2 separate regions of the Mus musculus genome follow, and region 2 is linked to region 1. The links are chromatin loops, found by intact Hi-C in ENCODE. Cell type or tissue: left cerebral cortex. All regions are shown on one strand.

Region 1 (8,000 bases):
GACCCAGTGGAAACACACTGAAAAAAAGATGGGCTGAGATGGGTGGAAATTGAAGGTTGATTCTTAAGGCCTCATGGAAACTCTAAGTTCATTGTGAAGCTCACCACAGACATGTTGTTTGACTAGACACCGTCAAGACATAAATTTGTTGGCTGATTCAACAGTTTTTCTACCTTGTAGGATATTTTTTGTTGCTATGGTCATAAATGTAGCGTGAAATTACAAGTTTTTAAATTGTATAGTCAGGAAACTCTGCAAGTTCCAAGGAGTGGGCAAAGGCAAAAGATGTGAGGACAGCAGAAGAAATAGTAGAAACAGAGTCATCAAAGATGTCACCACATATCTCATAGGAACAGCTTCATTTTGGTCTTCTCTTTGAAAGCTACTGGTGATTTAAGTGATCAGAGTACTATGTACTAGATATGAATATATCTGTCAATTAAGACACATGGACCAAATGATAAATGTCACACAAGGCACTAACAATAGTGAAAAGTCTATGTTAATATCATATAATCATTGACACAGCATATTCATTGCTTTGGGGGTATATGAGATCTTTTTCTAATTTTCTCTTCTTCCTCATTCCTCTGTCCTGAAAACCATTATGACTTCATGACTAAGTACGTTTGTGTGTGTTATGGCAAAATTGACTGTGTTACAGATTGTTTGGGCACAGGAGGTAAGCTGTAATGTCAGTGGAACAAACTCCCAATTCAGGCATGTTATTTATTCACAGAAAAATCCCGAGTCATCAACCTATTATTTCTAAGCCTTGCATTTTAACAGTTGATTTTGTTTTAATCTAAAACAATGGAGTGTGTTTTTTTAATATTCCATAGGATTATAGTGTTAAAAAGGATAGGAGTTACAAAATATTTAACATTTGTCATCAGATAAAAAAATTCATTTTAGTTTCTATGGGTAGAATCAATCTCTAAAGTGTTGGGTGTTTATTTTCTTTTTTTTTTTTTTTCAAAGAAAAGGAAAAGTCTCATGGTGATTAATATGAAGGGTATAAATACAAAGAATGGTTGAAAATTAATTTATTTTTTACCTTTTATCCACAACTAGGCTTAATTTCATCTCTGTAGTGCATAATACAAATGCTGGTTGAGGATGAAAAGATGGAAAAAATACTTCCTGGAATTTAAAGATAATCTCTGGCCAAGACATTTACTGGTGACAGGAACTTTGAGAAGAGATGCAAAGACCAATGATACTGAGAAGGATAGGCAGAACAGAAAACAGAAAGGGAACAAACCTGGAAAATCTAGAAACATTGCCTAGATAAATTTAAATTTTAGAATGGAAGGCAATCTTGACATCCAGGATATCTATATATTTCAAATTTCACATTCACATCAAGTTTCTATAAATAGCATGAAAAAACAAAGGTTTTTGACCCATGTCTGAAAATGAGAAATAGGCCTGTACTTGAACATAACCATAAAGCAAAGTCCATAGATCATCAAATTCTAAAATGAGATAAACTATGAGCTTAATTTTTCTAATATTCCAGCAATGTAGTAAACATGTTTGACCAGACTTAAAATGATTAAATGAAAACTCTAACTCTATAGTTATATAACTATAACACTATATCACTATAAAGCAGACAGCAAGACTTACACTTGTGTCTGTCACCATGGTGCTGTTTGGTTAGGAAGTCTTCATGCAAAACAAAAAGTTATATGTAAATACCCAGTTGTGTTTGTCACACAATTTTTGGTTCAGGATTAAGGTAGTAAGGCTAAAGATCAGAATTCATCTACGTTGAAGCCAAAATTACATGAGTGATCTATAGGACTTTAGGATACAGAAAAATGCTTCATATGAATAATAAGTAGAACACTACACTAGGGCCACGAACTCAGGTGTGCCCTTCCAGAAAGTCTGGCTTGGCACTGTTTTCCAGACTGCTGGGGATAAGTTGTTACATATTCCAACAGAGCGTGGGAATGAATCCAAATTCTTCAGTAACTTGCCTATTTTAAAGTTCTCAGCAGATTATATAACAAGAAGAAATACGAAAGAAAGATATTTTTGCAATGCAATATTTTAAGTGTTTACATTTTCATGCATGAATACAATTTTATGCATGAATTTTATTGGAAACTGACTTATATAAGCATAGATATTATACTAAAACCTATCACTATTTTTCAAAGATTATTTATATAAAATTTATTAGAATAAACTCTAGTACCTATCCAATGTAGTGATAGCATGTTAAAAAGGAACATTGAGGAGACAGGTATTGTGCATGACATTAAATTAAAAGCTATAAAATTACATCAAGGTTTAGAGTTCTATTCTCATCACTCAAGTTTGATGGTTCCCAATTGCCTGCAACTTCAGCTCCATGGCATTTGAGCCTCAAGGGCACCAACATCTGAACATATATGCACAGACAAATAAATTAGTTATTAATAGAATAAATCTTGAGAGAGAGACAGAGATACACAGAAAGAGACAGAGAGATACAGAGATACACAGAGAGAAGCCTGTTAGATCTTTGGTCACACTAAGACAATGGTAAGGCTTAGCTGGCCCAATTCCACAGTCTGAAGTAAAAAGGACACAACTTTCTCCATAAACAATTAAATCACGTGATATGTAATTTCAGTTTTCAAGGATAGAAAAGTCATACATTTTCTCTTGTTCAGGTATTTCTGTAAACACTCTCCTGTCCGGTCCTCCAGTCACCCTTTTCTTGGCCACTTACTCTTTCACCTTAGTTTATCTCTTATTCAGATTATAAAGAGAAGCTTCCCTTTTCCATAACGATCCCATCATGTTGTCTCTGAGATTATTTTCTGTCCATTTTTAATGTTTTACATTTCAGTGCCTGATCATTCTTTCTATGGCCCTGAGCCCAGCATCCCTAATAAAACTCATTTCTGACATGTAATTTCTTGTCAGTTTCTTTTCTCAAACCATCCACAGCTACACATTTTACTTCTAACAAAGTTTACAACTTTTTTCTCCAATCTAAAAATCTATGCTTTTTTCTGTACTTTCAAAGCCAGAATATATAAGAGCTGAGGGTATAGCTCAGTGGTAGAGGACTTTCCTGGGATGCAGAAGGATCTGAGCTCATGCTAGCACACACACACACACACACACACACACACAAACACACACACACACACACACACACACACACACGCGTATGCACCCACACATGAATGCACATACATATGTGCACATGCATGAGAGAGAGAGAGAGACAGAGACAGACAGAGATACAGAGAGAGAGAGAGAGAGTAGGGAGAAGCAGAAGAAGCAGAAGGAAGAAGGAGAAGATGAAGACAGTAGAAGAAGAAGAAGAAGAAGAAGAAGAAGAAGAAGAAGAAGAAGAAGAAGAAGAAGAAGAAGAAGAAGAACCATAGATACTAAGACTAGAGCAAACAGAGACCATATCAAAGTAAAGAGCTTGAGCAGATACAGATTAGAGTACAACCAATGTTTGAACATACTCTTAAACTAGTGGAGGAGACAGGGAGATGTAGAGATGGTTCAGTTATTTAAAAATGTATTATTCTTTTCACAATATTTTTATTTGACGATTTCACCCTATGAACCTTGATAACACTTGCTTCACAGTCATTCCAGTTTTGTACTGAAAAACTTATCAAGTGCCCCTTTGCAAAAAAAAAAAAAAAAAAAAAGAAGGAGAAGAAGAAACATTTTTATTTGGAGCTCTCACTGGAGCATAGCACATATCCTCGTGGTTAGCCCTTAACTGAAACTGAGTCCTTCCCCACTGGCACCCCAGTCAGAAGCCATAAATGGTGAAAAGTTACACTTAAGCATCCTTACTCCATTTTTTAAAAATGTGACAAATGCAATTGTTATCACTTTAATAAAAAGATTAAGCAAAGCCCCAATGATTTTTTTTTAAGTGAAATAATTTATACTGGGAAAAGAGGCCCCTTGGCATTGCAAACCTTACTACAATTTTTATGAGGTTTTCCCTGCAGTGGATCTCTTTGTAGGCTGCAACTTTATTTCTGAGGGTGGAGGAAGGGTAGTGTGAGGTAGTCGTAAGAATTGTTACATAAACCTTCTATGCCCCTCTTTCTCAGTATGAGTCTGCAGTCATCAAAACAAAAGTAGATTCCTTGTCCTTTACAGTCAGCAAGAACAGGAATCATGGAATAATAACATGGTCATTTCTTGCATCAGCACTTGCTGTGTACATCAGAATGGTCTCCAGTGGCAGTACATACAATGGGCATTAACATGGCCCTGTGCCACGGCATAAGCCTCTGACACCATCATAGTCCTCAGCAGCACCACAGGCCAAGGTCATGAACATGTCCTCAGGTGGCTCCACAGTCACACACATTCTACCCTGACAGGGAGCCTGGATTCAGTTCCCAGATTCTGTATCATGGCTCATATCCATCTGTCATTCTTGCTATAAGCAGACCAGGGGTATTTTATCTCATGTGGGCACCTGCACCTTTGTTCAAGTACACTCACCATTGACACATATACTATCTACAATTTAAAATAACAAAAATTTTAAAAGGGAGACAAAGAAATAATATTCTAGACAAACTTAATGGCCAGATTAAAGAATATTCTTTCTGTGCCTCTATGTCACCTTCTTGTTATGTTACTGCGTCTGTCTGTCTATGTCTCTGTATTTCTCACTTTTCTTTCTCTCTCTCTACTTCTATTTCTTCTTCTATCTCAGCCTCTCTCCATCTTCTCCCCCACAACCTGTCTCCTTCATCTTTCCCTTCTTGCTGTCTTCCTCTCTACACGTAGTCTTTTGCATTTAATTAAAGTGCCAGTTTTAGTCTCAGCTCCACACTTTGTCTCTGTAACTCCTTCCACGGGTATTTTGTTCCCTATTCTAAGGAGGTATGAGGAATCCATACATTGGTTTTCCTTCTTCTTGATTTTGTGTTTTGTAAATTGTCTCTTGGGTATTCTAAGTTTCTGGGCTAAAATCCACTTATCAGTGAGTACATATCAAGTGAGTTATTTTGTGATTGGGTTACCTCACTTGGGATGATATCTTCCAGATCCATCCATTTGCCTAAGAATTTCATAAATTCATTGTTTTTTTTTTTTTTTTTTTTTGCTTTGGAAGAACATCAAAGACTTTCTAGTATTCCATAAATCTAAGTATCAATATAACACTTGTATGCTTTTTACTTTAATCATATATAAATTCATATTTATTCAATTCACTCAATTTACTTAATATTCATTTTTTGCTTCTTTATCTCTTTTTTAAAATATTTATTTATTACGTATTTTCCTCAATTACATTTCCAATGCTCTCCCAAAAGTCCCCCATACCTGCCCCCCCCATCCCCTACCCACCCATTCCCATATTTTGGCCCTGGCATTCCCCTGTATTGGGGCATATAAAGTTTGTGTGTCCAATGGGCCTCTCTTTCCAGTGATGGCCGACCAAGCCATCTTTTGATACATATGCAGCTAGAGTCAAGAGCTCCGGGGTACTGGTTAGTTCAGAATGTTGTTCCACCTATAGGGTTGCAGATCCCTTTAGCTCCTTGGGTACTTTCTCTACCTCCTCCATTTGGAGCCCCGTGATCCATCCAATAGCTGACTGTGAGCATCCACTTCTGTGTTTGCTAGGCCCTGGCCTAGTCTCACAAGAGACAGCTATATCTGGGACCTTTCAGCAAAATCTTGATAGTGTATGCAATGGTGTCAGCGTTTGGAAGCTGATTATGGGGTGGATCCCTGGATATGGCAGTCTCTAGATGGTCCATTCTTTCGTCACAGCTCCAAACTTTGTCTCTGTAACTCCTTCCATGGGTGTTTTGTTCCCAATTCTAAGAAGGGGCACAGTGTCCACACTTTGGTCTTCATTCTTCTTGAGTTTCATGCGTTTAGCAAATTGTATCTGATATCTTGGGTATCCTAAATTTTGGGCTAATATCCACTTATCAGTGAGTACATATTGTGTGTGTTTCTTTGTGATTGTGTTACCTCACTCAGGATGATACCCTCCAGGTCAATCCATTTGCCTAGGAATTTCATAAATTCATTCTTTTTAATAGCTGAGTAGTACTCCATTTTGTAAATGTACCACATTTTCTGTATCCATTCCTTTGTTGAGGGGCATCTGGGTTCTTTCCAGCTTCTGACTATTATAAATAAGGCTGCTATGAACATAGTGGAGCATGTGTCCTTCATACCGGTTGGGACATCTTCTGGATATATGCCCAGGAGAGGTATTGATTGATCCTCTGGTACTACTTTGTCCAATTTTCTAAGGAACCGCCAGACTAATTTCCAGAGTGGTTGTACAAGCCTGCAATCCCACCAACAATGGAGGAGCGTTCCTCTTTCTCCACATCCTCGCCAGCATCTGCTGTCACCTGAAGTTTTGATCTTAGCCATTCTTACTTGTGTGAGGTGGAATCTCAGGGTTGTTTTGATTTGCATTTCCCTGATGATTAAAGATGTTGAACATTTTTTCAGGTGCTTCTCTGTCATTCGGTATTCCTCAGGTGAGAATTCTTTGTTCAGTTCTGAGCCCCATTTTTTAATGGGGTTATTTGATTTGTTTTTAATAGCTTAGTAGTACTCAAATGTGTAAATGTAGCACATTTTGTGTATCCATTCCTCTGTTGAGGGACATCTGGGTTCTTTCCAGCTTCTGCCTATTATAAATAAGGCTGCTATGAACATAGTGGAGCATGTGTCCTTATTACCAGTTGGAACATTTTCTGGGTATATGGAGGAGTGTTCCTCTTTCTACATATCCTCGCCAAAATTTTCTGTCACCTGAATTTTTGATCTTGCCATTCTGACTAGTGTGAGGTGAAATCTCAGGGTTATTTTGGTTTGCATTTCCCTGATGATTAAAGATGTTTAACATCTATCCCATAATCAGACACCAAATGCAGTATTTTTGCATATGCCAGCAAGATTTTGCTGAATGGATCCTGATATAGCTGTCACTTGTGAGGCAATGCAGTGCCTGGTAAATATAGAAATGGATGTTCACAGTCAGCTATTGGATGGACCACAGGGCCCCCAATGAAGGAGCTCGAGAAAGTACCCAAGGAGCTAAAGGGATCGGCAACCCTATAGGTGGAACAACAATATAAACTAACCAGTACTCCCTGGAGCTCGTGTCTCTAGCTGCATATGTATCAGAAGATGGCCTAGTCAGCCATCACTGGGAAGAGAGGCTCATTGGTCATGCAAACTTTATATGCCTCAGTACAGGCAAACACTAGGGCCAAGAAGTGGGAGTGGGTGGGTAGGGGAGTGGGGGGTTATGGGGGAACTTTCGGGATAGCATTTGAAATTTGAAATATATATAAAGAAAATATCTAATAAAAATAATAAAATAAAAAAATTAAGATCACATTTACACTGAGATATTTCTTTCCCTTTTTTTCTTTTTCTCTTTATTTTTGTATTTCTAACAAGTATTTCTTTTAGACAAATCTCCTAACTAATTGTCTTGGCTTTTCTCTGTGGCTGTAAAATACTTTGGCAAAAACAATCTAAGATCCTCCTGCCTCTAGCTACATATGTAGCAGAAGATGGCCTAGTTGGCCATCATTGGGAAGAGAGACCCCTAGGTCTTTCAATCTTTATATGCCCCAGTACAGGGGAATGCCAGAGCCAAGAAGTGGGAGTTGGTTGGTATGGGAGCAAGGTATAGGGACCTTTTGGGATAGCATTTGAAATGTAAATAAAGAAAATATCTAATAAAAATAAATAAATAAATAAATAATGATCTAATGAAGACAGTTTATTTTGGCTTATAATCTCACCTTTTTTTTTTCCATTTTTTATTAGGTATTTAGCTCATTTACATTTCCAATGCTATACCAAAAGACCCCCTTACCCACCCACCCCCACTCCCCTACCCACCCACTCCCCCCCTTTGGCCCTGGCGTTCCCCTGTACCGGGGCACACAAAGTCTGCGTGTCCAATGGGCCTCTCTTTCCAGTGATGGCCGACTAGGCCATCTTTTGATACATAT
Region 2 (8,000 bases), 82 kb before region 1:
ATAGTATTACCTGAGGACCCAGCAATACCACGCCTGGGCATGTACCCAAATGTTTCTCCAACACATAGCAAGAACACATGCTCCACTAAGTTCATACCAGCCTTATTTATAATAGCCAGAAGCTGGAAAGAACCCAGATGTTCTTTAACAGAGTAATGGGTACAGAAAATGTGGTAAATTTACACTAAAGGTAATACTCAGCTATGAAAAACAATGACTTCATGAAATTCTTAGGCAAATGGGTGGAACTAGAATGTATTATCCTGAGTGAGGTAACCCACTCACAAAAGAACACACATGGTATGCATTCACTGATAAGTGGATATTAGCACAAAAGCTCCAAATACCCAAGATACAATTCAATGACCACATGAAGCTCAAGAAGGAAGAACAAAGTGTGGGTGTTTCAGTCCTGCTTAGATTGGGGAACAAAATACTCATGGAAGCAAATATAGAGACAAAGTGTGGAGCAGAGTCTGAAGAAAAGGCCATCCAAAGACTGCCCAGTCTGGGAATCCATCCCATATACAGTCACCAAGCTCAGACATTATTGTGAATCTCAAAAAGTGCATGCTGATAGGAGCCTGATCTAGCTAACTCCTGAGAGGCTCTACCAGAGCCTGACAAATACAAAGGTGGATGCTTACAGCCAATCATTGGACTGAGCATGGGGTCCCCAATGAGGTCCCTAAGGGAGGAGTTAGAGAAAAGACTGAAGGAGCTGAAGGGGTCTGCAACACCATAGAAAGAACAATAATATTATTCACCCAGACCCCCCCACCCCTGGAGATCCCAGGGACTAAACCACCAACCATGGAGTACACATGGAGGAACCCATAGTTCCAACCACATAGGTAGTTGTCAGGCATCAGTGGAAGGAGAGGCCATTGTGAATGCTTGATACCCCAGTGTACGGGAATTTGAGGGCAGGGAGGCAAGAGTGGGTAGGTGGAGGAATACCCTCATAGAATCAGGGCGAGGAGGGATGTGATAGGATGTTTTTGTGGTGAGGGGAACTGGGAATGGGGAAAACATTTGAAATGTAAATAAAGAAACTATCCAATTAAAAAATAAGATAAAATAAACAAGTAATTTCTATTGTTTTGCAAGTTACCTTCTTATCTGTTAATGCTTTTTCATAATACAAAAACTTTTTTTTAACATGGTACAATTTGGTTATTTTAGTTCTTACATGTTTATGGTATCATATTTAATATATTATTTAAATAAAATGTATTAAAGATTACTCTTGTTTTTTTGTATGACTCTTTCCATTTTACATTTGTATTTTGAATATACTTTGGATTAGTGCTCAGATACGATTTAGGTAAAATCCAATTTGTGAATTTGTGTACTCTCTCATTTGTTTGAAGGACTATTTATGCTGGGAAGTAATTAAACTTCTCTTTAAATCTCATTTGATAATACAAATACATTGTATCTTACTGGGTTGTTTAATTCTACTCCATTAGTCTATCTACATATTTCTTGATTACCACTATTTCCAGTGAGTTTTGAAACAAAGGTTCTTGATTTCCCAATTGCTTTCTTTAATAACTTACTTATTTTTATTTTAAGTGTATTGGTGTGAAGATGTCAGATCCCATGGAACTGGAGTTAAAGACAGTCATGAGCTGCCGTTTGGGTACTATGGACCAGACCCAGGTATTCTGGAAGTGCAGACAGTATTCCCAATCACTGAACCATCTCTCCAGCACCCAACTTCTCCCAATTGTTTTATTAAAAATGATTTTTGTCTCTAAATGATCCAGTGAATTTCATAATTGGGGAAATATTTTCTATTTTTGCAATGAACATTTTTCAAATTTTGTTAGGTATTTCAATGAAATTTATGTTTGCTTTGGACTTGAACTCCCAATGTCCTTATGAGAGTCAAGGTTTGGGCACTTAGTTCTTATAGGTAGTGTTACTTTGGAATATTACAAAATTTTTAGTACTTGTGACCTAGCTAGAAGATATAAATCATTTGGGCTTGGGTCTTGAAAGGTATTGATTTTGGGTTCTGTCCTGGGAATCTCTGCTTCATAGCTGATTATAATGACAGGCCATGGTTGCACATTCTGCTAGTACCAAGTAGCTCCCAAAAGTATACCTTGTTTTTCATAATGGGCTGGAATACCCAGAATATATGAATCAAAATAAGTCCTTAATCCCTTAAGTAGGGTGTTTCTTATCTCATATACAAGACATTTGGCCAAAATCATATCTTTGAGTATTTAACATATCTAAGTGTTACAAAATCTTTCCATCAATCAGTACTCATTTGTAACCGTGTCCAGAATATTTTACAGTGCAGTGAACAATGCATTCTTAGGGAGACCTTTTTAATTAAGTGCTCTTTCTCATACTGATTTAAACAAGATTATATTCTTCATTTTATTTTCTGTTTGATTATTGATTATGCATGGAATGGTAGCTGATTTTCATGCAGTGATTTCATACTCATGAACCTCATAGACATTTCACATAAGCTTTGTTATTATTAATTTAGTAGAAGAGGTTGTAATTGTCTTAGTCTCTAGATTTTGTAATCAGATTTTATCAAATAAAATATTCTAAAATTATATAATAGCCAACTGTTTTTTTCCATTTTTTCATGTAATTCTCCCTCAAGAATATTTTTATTACAAAAATTTAAATTAAAATCTATTTTCTGTATCATAGCATAAACAGACATATTTCCATTAGCATCACTGGATATTGTTTTCCTGCCTGTGTTCATGTGTTTATACATGCTTGCGTGTGTGGTGGTGCCCACTCGTTTGTGTGTGTGTGTGTGTTTTTGCAGGGAGTACAATGGAATACAAGGATGTGCAGTAGACTTTGATCTGTAGATTTCCTCTGCAATCACTAGGTTCCCTAGAGAAGAGACATTTCCCACAGTTGAATCAAATATCTTCTTCAATGCTTTTCACTTTGTTTGCTAAAGGAAGATCTTTAACAGAATCCAGCACTCAGAGACTCGGGCTGCTCTGGCTGGCCACCCTGAACTGGAGCTCTCCTGCTTGTTGTCTCTAGATTGTGGTGATTACAGGCAGGTAGCATGCCTGATTGGATTCTAGATAGGTTCTTGGAATCCATTCTCTGGTCCTCACATTTGTAGTACAGTATGCCAGACCTGTCATTTATTCTTTTAAATAAAGATAGATAACATATATAAAGTTTTTTCAGTTACAAATTTATAATTCTTAATCTTTCTTTTTAATATTTGATATCTGTCTTTGATACTGAGTAATTACTAAACATTCTATGGTAAAAATGATTTTATGTGTCTAATTTCTTCTCTGCTTGACACATAATGGGTTATTTTGAATTCAAGAAATAAAAGTAGCAAACTCATCTATAAGAAGAAAAGGAATATATGGATTGGTTGAAGAACAAGTCTAGTCTTTGTCCCCCGAATAAAGAGTCAAATTATTCTTTCATTAAATACAATAATACTAGAGTAACTGGTGTGTACAAAGTAGCAATTTATGTATGAGAAAACAGTAAATAAACAGGGCCAACAATGCCATTTTAATAGAGTTTATAATCACTTTATAAGTAAATATATGTAATAAAAGAAAAAGATAAACGCTTACTTAGGCATGAAGAGTCACAAGGAATACAATAAAAAAATAAAGAAATATCTGTATGATTCAGGAAAGATAAGACTGAGGAAGCAACATTGAACTAAGATTTGAACTGAGAAGAGAATAAATAAAACGTTTAAATAAAAAAGGGACAAATAGATATTTGTAATAAAATAATGAGGATGGCCAAATACATCGAGAAATAAAAATTTTATGTTTCCTAGCATCTAAAAGAAAATTGTAGCAAATTAATTTTGGGGAATAATACTATGGGTTGCATTTAACGAGGGGACAGAGTGTAGATTATATGGACCACTAGACATCTTGCTCAGAAATTGAGAAATATTCAAATTTACTAAGAAACCATTGAAAAAATTGTAAAGACTTGGCTAATATGATCTGATAAAGCATGTGTTGTTGTTATTGTTGTCACTGTTGTTGTTATCATTGTTGTTGTTCAAATTAATGGTACTCTTTGTGGTGTATGGACTGAGAGAAGTGGATAAACATAAATCCGTTAGAAGGTTATTCAAGTAGCCTTGGAGACAGCAGACTCGGAGGAGGAAAGGCATTACACATTTCTGGAACAAATGCAAACTCTATTCTAAGTAAATGTACACAAGTACAGTTATATAATGCAGCCTGGCTATAGAAGACTCAGAGGATGCACAATAAGAACCAAGTTTAGTATCAAGGAAGAGAGGTCACAGGAAGACTGGGAGAGCAGCTTGTTCTCACACTGGGAGAGACAGGAAGATTTGTTCCCACAGCCCAACTTGCTACAAGCAGGCTTTGTGCTATGTGCTTCCTCTGAAATGACTGGGTTCCCTACAGAAGAGATATAGCTTAATATGATGACCTTCCCCTTATTCACAATTGTTTGTGGTTATGATTAAACAGTCTCCTGGCAGGAGGAAGCCTTTCTGGGAAGGGCAATAAGAGGTTTATAATTTCCCAGAAAAGCCTGGCAGTCATTAGGCTCTGCTAATAGTAGCTGATAAGTTAATTGTCCCCCTAACAAACCCTCCTCCAAGAGGTAGAAATAAACACTGGCAGGGTGTTGTAAGAAAATAGCCAGGTGCTGTGTATCAGTTCCCATCGGTCAGCACGACATGTGTAATTTACTGTAGATGCTCAGAATGAGTTTGCTGGTGCAGATCAGCAAGTTCAATATGGTGAGTGGAACAATTTCATAGCAGATGAAAAGCCATAGTTTTCCCTCCATGTGGTACTAGTGCACCCTGGCTAAAAATCACCCATGCCTTGTCATTTTACCCTCAGGCTATGCCCTGCACATGTGTACCTAGAAACTGGCATATACAACAGAGATGAGTAGCAGAGCATCACAACTCAGTTCATCAGGAGCAGTTTTCTAAGTCCAGCTTTTGCTATAAGCTTTTGGCTAACTCACACTTTTTAACAACTTAGGACCCACAACCTTTACACTCTGCCTCCCTCACAGCCATCAAAGGTTTCTTCTTGCTTTGTAAGACCCCATTAGTATGTTCTGGATTTCTTTAATGCCTTGATTTGGAAGCTGACCAAATAACAACTGATCTCTTTTTTTTTTTTTTCAGACTTAATTCTTTTATTTTTCTCATATAAAAACCCTTATGTGGTAGCCACAGCTGGAGCCTGGGTCCTCTGAACAGAGACTCTGGTGTGGGTTTTCACAAGATGATCTGTGAATTCCTGATAAGGAGACTTGGTGAAGACAGTCTCTTTCCAGAGGTCGGGGGTCAGGTAGCTGTAAGTCTTGGAGATGGCATCAAAGGTGGCCTTAGCAAAGTTGCCCAGGGTGGCAGTGCAGCCTCTGGCTGAAGTGTAGCAGTCATCTATACCGGCCATCATCAGGAGCTTCTTGGGCACAGGAGCAGAGACAATGCCAGTGCCTCTGGGGGGCAGGGATGAGACGCACCAGCACAGAGCCACAGCGGCCTGTCACCTTGCATGGCACAGTGTGGGGCTTGCCAATCTTGTTCCCCCAGTAGCCTCTCCGCACAGAGACGATGGAAAGCTTGGCCAAGATGATGGCCCCTCGGATGGCAGTGGCAACCTCCTTGGAGCACTTAACACCAAGACCAACGTGACCATTGTAGTCCCCAATAGCGACGAAAGCCTTGAACCTGGTCCGCTGGCCAGCCCGAGTCTGCTTCTGCACTGGCATGATTTTCAGAACCTCATCCTTTAGGGACGCACCCAGGAAGAAATCAATGATCTCAGACTCCTTAATAGGCAGGGAGAACAGGTAGATCTCCTCCAAGGACTTGATCTTCATGTCCTTAACCAGGCGGCCCAGCTTGGTGACTGGGATCCACTCCTTGTCTTCAGCTTTACCTCCACGAGCACCGCGGCCACGACCACGGCCCCTAAGACCGCTGCCGAATCCTCCGAGGAAGCCGCCGCGGCCTCCTAATCCTGGGCCCCCGGGTCCTCCGGGCCCTCCTGCTGCACCGGCGTCATCTGCCATTTGGTGTTTTCCCGAAGAAGAAGAAGTGATTTCTTTTTTTAAATTAGGTATTTATTTCATTTACATTTCCAATGCTATCCCAAAAGTCCCCCATACCCTCCCCCACCCACTCCCCCACCCGCCCACTCCTACTTCTTGGCCCTGGTGTTCCCCTGTACTGAGGCATATAAGTTTGCACGACCAATGGGCCTCTCTTTCCACTGATGGCTGACTAGGTCATCTTCTGGTACATATGCAGCTAGAGACAGGAGCTCTGGGGGGTACTGGTTAGTTCATAATGTTGTTCCACCTATAGGGTTGCAGATCCCTTTAGCTCCTTGGGTACTTTCTCTAGCTCCTCCATTGGGGGCCCTATGATCCATCCAATAACTGACTGTGAGCATCCACTTCTGTGTTTGCTAGGCCCTGACATAGTCTCACAAGAGATAGCTATATCAGGGTCCTTTCAGCAAAATCTTGCTGGTGTATGCAATGGTGTCAGCGTTTGGAGGCTGATGATGGGATGGTTCCCCGGGTATGGCAGTCTCTAGATGGTCCATCCTTTCGTCTCAGCTCCAATCTTTGTCTCTGTAACTCCTTCCATGGGTTTTTGTTCCCAAATCTAAGAAGGGACAAAATATCCACACTTTGGTCTTCGTTCTTCTTGAGTTTCATGTGTTTCACAAAACAACCTAAAGATGCTAAGAGCAGTTTTTGCTTAGAGGCCTTCTTAGAGGATATTCATCAAAGCACTGAATCCATTGTTTTTGTATATATCATTTTAGGCACTTTAGTCAGCTGCCCATGAAGGTTATCTCTAATCAATAATGCTTTGTGATCCTTCTGAACTCACATAATCTCAACCCCATTAGCATGACCATCATTATTGTTTTATACTTTCATTTTCACTTTCAATATTTACAGTTAAGAATAAAATTTAATAATGTGTCAATAATTATTTATTTTCATATTAATGAAACTGATTTGAAACAATAGAATAAATATCTTAAAAGAACTGTGAGAATGAGAAGATATTTGATGTTTTATGGCATGTTAATATTAGATGCCAAACTAAAATCCAGCTTTCCAGAGTAAATAGATGTAGCTAAATTTTCACTGAAATTTTCTGTATTGTTACAATAGCCTTGTATCTTCCTAGATCATATTTATGGTCAATATTTCATAATTGCATTGGCAGCTGTGGTATACAATGATGACTCTATTACTGAAACATTAATAACTTAATAAGTGTCACATACCATGCCTGAAAAAAACCCTCAAATGAAAGCAAACATCTCTAGATTGACTCCAATAGACCTAATTCTAAATAAAGAAAAAGAAACTAAGAATTGCTTAATAGAATTATTTTGAAGAAAACTCATTGGTATGCCAAAAAATTGTGAGAAGACCTAGAGAAAATACAGTCCAGCCCGCTCATACTCTATTTGAAAGCTCAAACACCGATTCAGAGCTCCATGATTATCATATAAAAATTAAGGCTCAAAGAAAATTACAGAAGGAGGGCAGAAAGAGTGTAAGAGCCAGGAAACTGGGTCAATTGCTGTGAGACTGTCCTGTATATAGTACATGAAGATGCACATATGAAAGCTTTTTTATGTATTATAAGAAATATATTATTCATAAATTTTAGGTCATACATGAAAAGGATTTCTCTAGGTCTCTGGGATATCTTTTTTCTAAAAATGGATATATATCACATATACACAGATATATACATATATATCACATATACAGAGAGAAACACAGGCAGAGAGATGGAGTGAGGAGAGAGAGAGAGAGAGAGAGAGAGAGAGAGAGAGAGAGAGAGAGAGAGAGAGAGATGGTGTGAGCTCATGCATGTGTACTGAGAAATTCAACTGAGCTAGTAAATGAGAATCTCAGTATAATGAGCATGATTTGACTTCCAGCATCCAGTAAACTGGGAGTGGTTTTTGAAG

The links. Hi-C counts contacts between places; a loop is a spot of excess contacts. Peaks named below come from ENCODE experiments on the same cell type or tissue, not always from the same donor. Only the 100,000 strongest peaks of a DNase experiment are listed, where the experiment ranks them.
Region 2: a loop joins it to region 1, with 3 times the contacts of the local background. A loop is called at or near these places in 2 of 42 quality-filtered maps.

What each region holds. Positions count from the first base shown.
Region 1 is chr4:67,847,135-67,855,134 of GRCm38, reverse strand. No RefSeq gene overlaps it. Among named protein-coding and RNA genes, the nearest start is that of Gm23738, 330 kb to the left of the region's middle. In left cerebral cortex, no CTCF peak of the experiment used is centred here; DNase peaks (open chromatin) are centred at 1,913, 4,106, 4,323 and 6,883; H3K27ac peaks cover 2,063 bases.
Region 2 is chr4:67,928,944-67,936,943 of GRCm38, reverse strand. It overlaps the pseudogene Gm11249. Among named protein-coding and RNA genes, the nearest start is that of Gm23738, 250 kb to the left of the region's middle. In left cerebral cortex, no CTCF peak of the experiment used is centred here; a DNase peak (open chromatin) is centred at 4,275; H3K27ac peaks cover 840 bases.